Regions from separate parts of the Homo sapiens genome. Here region 2 is linked to region 1. The links are chromatin contacts, found by Hi-C in ENCODE. All regions are on one chromosome and are shown on one strand. Each heading gives the region's core, a stretch centred on a gene start or an enhancer-like site at or near the end of the contact. The rest is flanking DNA. Distances are from core to core; before and after follow the strand shown. Region 1 holds the start of SLC35G1 (solute carrier family 35 member G1). Region 2 holds the start of PLCE1 (phospholipase C epsilon 1).

Region 1 (3,276 bases), core at 656-3,155:
ATGTGAGGCACAGGCCTAAGAAACTACTTCTCCTTGCTTCAGTGTAAGACCCACACTGTCCCTGAAGAAAGTAAGGAGATGTCTTGGGACAGCTGTATGTGTCTGTTAAGGTCATCCAAGAATGTAAGACATATGGGTAACAGTTCCAACCAGAACTTGAAAAAAGCTTTGTTGAGATAAGCAGTTAGAACAAGAGGTGTCACAAAGTTCAATGACAACAGTAAAGTGTTTTTATGTCAATTTTCTTTCCAAAATATTATCTTGTCACCTTACAATAACTAAGTCTTACTGGTAGAAACTTTCTTTGAAGTTAAACACCCACAAGATTCTTAGATACACTCACGTAAGTTTCTCATCTTGCCATGAGCTGCCTGGGAGTAGAGAATTCCTCTTCCATTCACAAAAAGGGGAAACTTTAAGAGTTTGCATGGACTGATTCGGCATGCCACCAGAAGGACATTCACCCAGAGGGTGATAGGTGAGAAACTGACCTTTTCAAAGGCTGCTTATCTGTTCAATTCAGCCTGGCATAACCCCTGTTCTAGAGGCACCAGCCCATTTATAAATGATCACAAGTCTGATCATTTCGGTTTGCCTTTAGGACAGAAATGGAGCAAGAATAGTCTTCCTAGAGTCTGTCTCTCTAACTTGGGGAAAGTGCACAAAGGGAGGAGGGGAAAGCGCAGTGAGAGGAGAGGAACAGAAATCCAGGGTCACACTTAGGGGAGGTGACCCAGAGGACAAGGTGGTGCAGGCCGTGTAACTGTCCTAAAAAGAGATCTGCCTATTCCCTTCTTCTTGCAGGAAGCTGCTCCTGGTAGATGGTCGACTTCTAAGAGGAATGTGCTTGAAGCAGCACTTGTGGCCAGTGGAAAGGGCCCTAGGCCGGTATATGGCAAGCTGGGATCCTAACCCTGGTGCTCCCTGGACATGCGCCCCATCTCACCCCCACGTTCCACATCTTGGAGGAGACAAAGCAAACGAAAACCCAAAAGCCCTCACCTTCCTGGGCCTCACTTTGCTCATGTGTCGAAGGAGGGGGACTGAACATAAAGTGTTCTTCACGAGGGGTCCCTGACTTTGGGGACGGGGCTGTGAGCTTCTTAACAAGATATGCCTTGTTCTGCATCGTTTGCTAAAAAGTCCTTGTATCCCTAAAGGTTAAAAACTAGCGGTCCCACTTATCTCTGCCTTTCCAAGATTCTAAAACTCTAGGACGAACATTTTTTCTAGACTCGATGCTTTTCAGCTTCCTTTTCGGAGAGAACCCTTAACCACCGGGATCACTTTTCAGGGTCAGCTTCCTCGCAACGTCGCCCCACTGCAGGATGGCCTCTCTCGCTGACCCCCCACCTACGACCTAGGGGAGGGTACGCCAAACTGCAGTCTGACTCCACAGCCCTGCCCCGACACTAATTACAGGAGCAGCCTCGGAATCCCAAAAGGACTGCTAACAATCGGAAAGTTTCTTCCGTCTTAGCGCCGGCTGGGGCGCCGGGAATTCCGCTTTGCAGCCCCCCAGCTGACAGCTCGAGGGGTTTCCCGAGCCCCGGGCAGGGTGGGGACGGAGGCGCGGCGGGCACTGTGCCCGGGTTGCGGGGACCCCAACCCGCCGGCGCCCGCTCGGGACCCCCGAGCGAGACCAGAGCCCGATCCACACCGCGCACTCACCCGGCTCGGTGCGGGAGCAACACGGCGAGGAAAGGCAGAGCCAGCACCTACCGCGGTCTGGCGCCCCAGCTGCCTCGGCGGCCGCCGGCTCCTCAGTGGCGCCCGGGGGTGCATCGTCCGTTAGCGGCAGCCCGGGCTCCTGGAGCTCCGCGACCCCGGTGCTGTCCTGAGGCCGCATCTCGCGGCACGCGCTCTACCAGCGGCCGGTGCCGTCTGGCGCCAGCAGCAGCGCCTGGGCTGCCGCTCTTCCGGCGGGCGATGGCGCCCATGCGCATGCGCGCCCGGCCCACCCGCACCCTCCCCCAAGGAGACCGCGCGCGTCCTCCGCTGGCCTCTTAACCTGGGGAGACCCGCTGCCTCCCTGGTCGGGCTGTGGTGCCCACAGCTGGCTCTAAGGCGTCCAACCCTCTGCTGCGTTCAGGCTACATGGCCCAGCTGCTTGGAGCCATCCTTGGCAAGTCACACTGAACCTGTCTGTCATGGCACAGACAAGGAGGGGCGCTGGGTTCCCAAGCCCTGGCGCCCGGGGGTCCTGTGGCCTCCTTTTCAGGAGGCTCAAAGAGTGGGCGTTTTTTCATTGATGTAACCACGCATTCAGCACCTCTGTGATACCCCGAAGATTTTACAAAGCACCATGCTTGTCTTTAAATGGTCTAGGGTTTTTATGTTTTGTTTTGTTTTGTTTTGTTTTGTTTTGTTTCCCGTGTTGTCCCTTTGCTGCTTACCAAGGAGGGTAGAATTTTGCTGTTTTGGGAAATATTTTTAAGAAAGAATTAGTGTGTAATTATAGGAAAATATATCTATAAGACTGACCAGAACCCATTTATATGTTCTTTGCATTCTTTGCAAGAGTAGGCATGCATTATTGATCTTTGGTTTTCTTTTCTTAAATGGAAATATCCTAATTTGGCCAGATGTAAGATTCAAGTAATCTGATGTAATTAGACCTGGTAAAATATATTCTTTGGCCCAGGATTCACTAACAGCCTCTTTTTGTTTAGCTAATAATTCTTCTTCCATCTCTTTGCTTGCTTTATATGTGGAAGAACAGTCTCTGTGCAAGGATGAACGTATCTAAACTTCTAAGTCCAGTGCCAAGCAGATCACCAAAGGAGAGTGAAGTTTGCCTTTACTCAGACATTTGCACATAGTGATCCACAGCTGAAACAGTTTTAGACTTGAAGTCAGGAATCCTAGGTTCTGGCCCTGAGTGTGTGACCTCAGTCACCACTGTACCCCTCGAAGCCTTGATTACCTCCTTTATTTAATAGCGATCAAGTATTTCCCTTCCTGCTTCGCAGAGTAGTTATGTAAATAAAATGCAATGATGTGGGCAAAAGCATAATATCACCTGGAAAACACTATGTTAGAAAATCAAAGTGTGTTTTAAACTAGGGTCAGCATATAATTTATCCTCCAAACTGGACCTTTTTTTTTTTAAGAGTAAAAGGAGGAGCTCTTTTAAAAGTTACACAAGGGAATAGGCATAAACTGGGACTGTCCTAGGCAAACTGAGACAAATGGTCACCTGAATTCTAACTTGATTAACACATACTTTTGCCTTGTCTTAAAAGAGAATTTAAGGCTGGGCACGGTGGCTCAGCC
Region 2 (3,548 bases), core at 647-3,146, 100 kb before region 1:
ACAGGTCAAACTTGGACCACATCCCAGGAGTTTATGTTACTAAGAGGACTGGAAGAATGTCCCTCCAGTTCAATCTGGCTTCTTACCTGGTAAGACATGGCTCCTGGGTATAAAGGGAATTTCCCCCATGGGGCTGTAAATAAAGGATAGTGTTAATGGTAAACATTATACATTCCTCTAGCTCCTTTCAATTATATTATCTCCTTCTCCAAAGTAGATATTTATGTTGTAAAACCAAAGTCTTAAGATTTAATACTGGCCCACAATTATCTCTAGAGTCTTCTAGGTGCAAGCATTTTGCCATGAAAGCCACAGCAAATGCCTTCAGTAGGGAAAATGAGACATCTACATAAATAACTCCCAGAAGGTAGAGAGCAGAAAGGGCCCTGGAGAAAAAATGCTGCAGAAATCAGAGCAGGGGGAGGTTGGCTGTTTCAGGAAAAGCCTCACACCACCAGCAAAACACAGTTTGAAGGATGGTTAGACTTTAGAGTGGTGGATGTGGGGGAAGATGTGCCATCAGATGGTCTAGATGACAACACCATCAGACATTCTTCAGAAAAGTATTTATGAAGACATCGATGCATACAATAACCTAGAGATAGTCCACCTCTCTCCTCAATGACAACTGGGCACCTGTACAAGCACCTATGGGGTCACCTGCTTCCACCTCCCAAGTCAGGCTCTCAAAAATTCTCCCTAGTGGGGTCAAGCATTCTTGGCCTCAGTAGTGCCCATTCTGTGGCAGCGGCCCTGCCCTACCTCTACGGGGGGTATAAGAAACATGAAAACATACCAATCCTGCAGAGATCTAAAAGACCTACGGGCAAATTTTGCATAATGCAACTGAAATTATGACCTTCGTGCAAATAAAACTTTTCGAAGACGTGAATCCTACTTAACAGGTATTCAGGGAACTCACTATTTAAAATGACACTGATTAATCACTAAATGAGTCTTACACTGAATAATTGGTTAAGTCGGCTGAACTCAGTGTCTGATGGCTTAAATACAGAGCGAGGGGCGAAAGCTTCCACAAATTTACGCTGTGCACCTAACATTCGCCACGACAGAAGACTTCTTGCTCTAGTGTATTTATTACTGTAGCATTAAAGGACTTGAAGGCAAAGCTAGCTATTCTAGTTATCAGTTAGAGCGGGACCTGGTCCAATATTGTATTTTCTAGGACTTGATGTACACAAATCTCTCCAGGAACAATCTCTTGAGCACTTTCCTTGAAATACCGCTGCTAAGTACCGCCACAAAAAGAGCTTACGTTTTTCTTTGCACTGGCCACCTCCACACCGTATTCACAACACGAAGGGGCGACCTGAGGCAGGCGTCTGGAGTGAAGGCACTGGCAGGGTGTCCTTTAGCCCCTGCGAGGGCGGCCTGCATGCCCTGGAGGACCGCCCGCCTCGGGTCCCCCGGGAGCGCGAGGACACTTTTCCGCCAGGTACGCGGAGTCGGGCTGCTCCCTTAGGCGGGTCGACTGCCTTGGGAGAGAACCAGCCCATCCTTCCCTTTCTCCAGTCCTCAGGAACCGAGCTACAGAGTCGCTTCCTCACCTCTTGGCTCCTGGCGAGTCTCGCCGGCGTCCCCAAGCGCAGCGTCCCTCTGGGACCAGCCGTCCGCGCGCCTGTCGCTAGCGGCGTCGGGTGTCCCCGCTACTGTGTGTCAGCTGCAGAGCCGATGCCCAGGAACGCGCAGGAGCCAGGCAAGTGCCCGAGAGGCAGAGCCCGGGAGGCAGAGCCCGGGAGGTAGAGCCCGGGCGCGCCGCCGCTGCCCCTCCCGCCGCGCGAGCCCGCCGCCCGCCGCGTTGCCCACGTTGCCCAGCGTTACCGTGTGGACCCGCGCCGTTCACAGTCCGCTCCCGCCGAGATGTGCGCGCTGCCCGGACAGCGGCGGCTGCGCGGGCGGCAGCGGGGCCCCCGCCCTGGGCCGGGCTTTCCCAGAACTCGCCCGCCCCGGGTGAGAGGCCGCTAGCGCCACCGCGGGCGGCCGGGCGGGGGAGCGGCCTGTGCCGGGCCCGCCCCCGGCTCCTGCCGCGCGGGGAAGGCGGGCGCGGAGCGAGGACCCGGCCGCCTCCCCCGGAGCTGGCTGCTGGCGGCGCGACCCCTTCCCAGACCCCTGGCCCTGACCCCTAGGAGCCATCCTTTCTGGCGGGAGCCAGAGAGAGCGCTCCTGGGGCGCCCGGCTCCGGGAAGGGCGGGAACTCTGCACACCTCAGGCGGCGGGAATTTACTCTCACACTACCCCAGGGAACCACCCCTGGTTGACAGATATGGAAACTGAGGTTCACGGCAGATAAAGGACACGATCAAGGTCTCTGTAGTAGATGGCAGCACCAAGTCTCGAATCTGTTCTGTCACTCGTTCATTTAATACATATTCATTGAGCCCCATCAATGTGCCCAGCGTTGTGCCAGGCTCCGGAAATACTCCTTTTGCTGGTAATGGTGGCCATCCAGGACTGCGGACTCCAAATCCAGTACTCTTTCATTGCTCAAGCAAACCTGAAGATCTTCACAACTAGAAACTACAGGCTTTGCACAGAACTTCCTTAGCCGCTGGAGCGGCTTTTATGAGTCTTAGGAGAGCCAAGGACCTGGAAAAAAAAATCAAATCATCATCCTCCTCCCTTTCGCCTAAACCTGTGCCTCCTCCCTCTACCTGTTCTAATGGAAGACCGTTCCCTAGGCCTGACCTCTTCTCCTACATCCGATCAGGACCCATTCCTGTGGCCCATATCGCCTCCCACTGTCCTCTCCCTTGGACCAAATCAATCCTTCAAACCACCGCTGTATTATTCTTCCTTTTTTACAACTTTAATCTATGCAGAAAACTTCACTGGCTCCCTATTGCCCTCCAAACTAACTCTCCATGGCTGTGTAACCCAGCATGCCCTGGCTAATAAGGATCACCCAACAGAATGTCTCTCCCACTCTAGCTCTGTACCTGAACTTAAGCTGAGCCTTCTACCTGGAGCATCTCCTCCCACACACTTTCCTCCTGCTCATGTTTGACCCTTTCTTTCGGGTCCCTCTTAAAAGTGATCTCTCCTTCTTGGAGGCTCCAGAACACAGGAGAGGTTGGAGCAAGAAAGCACAGGAGGCCCAAAGAATCCTGCTGTTAAGAAAAATCTGCCAGTCTGGTCCTTAAACTGTCTTGCTGTTTTCTCACCACTAGGACTTTAATGAAAACTAACATGATTGCCTCCCTGGAGAGCTGATTTCAGAAAGGTCTCTGCAGAGGGCTCTAAAGAAATTCTTTGTTCCTTAAGATCTTGGCATTTTAGCACTAGGACAGTGAGAAGTGGTAATTTACTCAATCCCTGAGGCTATGTTATCCTGAACAAGTAAATAAAGGGCTGAGGAAAGAGGTAGCATCACTGACAATAAACAAGGTAGGCTATTTATTTAATATACAGTATTATATTATGGTTTTATAATTCATTTAATGATCAAATAATATCAAACTTCATCCATCACCTGGCACCCCCAAAGACTTTTTTTTTTTAATTTGGCACATGGGAATAGATAGCTACAA

The links. A loop is a pair of places that touch in the nucleus more often than their neighbours do. Pooled maps may share reads with other maps.
Region 2: a pooled map shows a loop between it and region 1 (2.2-fold over the local background). The contact joins the promoter of PLCE1 here to the promoter of SLC35G1 in region 1. A Hi-C loop is called at or near these places in 1 of 50 pooled maps.

What each region holds. Positions count from the first base shown.
Region 1 is chr10:93,892,607-93,895,882 of GRCh38, reverse strand. SLC35G1 (solute carrier family 35 member G1) reads right to left here and starts at 1,905. Exons shown (of 3, transcript NM_001134658.3): 1 at 1,672-1,905. The coding sequence starts at 1,849. RefSeq lists silencers at 1-16, 1,502-1,931.
Region 2 is chr10:93,992,279-93,995,826 of GRCh38, reverse strand. PLCE1 (phospholipase C epsilon 1) reads right to left here and starts at 1,896. Exons shown (of 33, transcript NM_016341.4): 1 at 1,569-1,896. It overlaps LOC105378438 (a long non-coding RNA gene), which reads right to left. Exons shown (of 4, transcript XR_946215.2): 4 at 2,108-2,607. RefSeq lists a silencer at 1,793-2,082.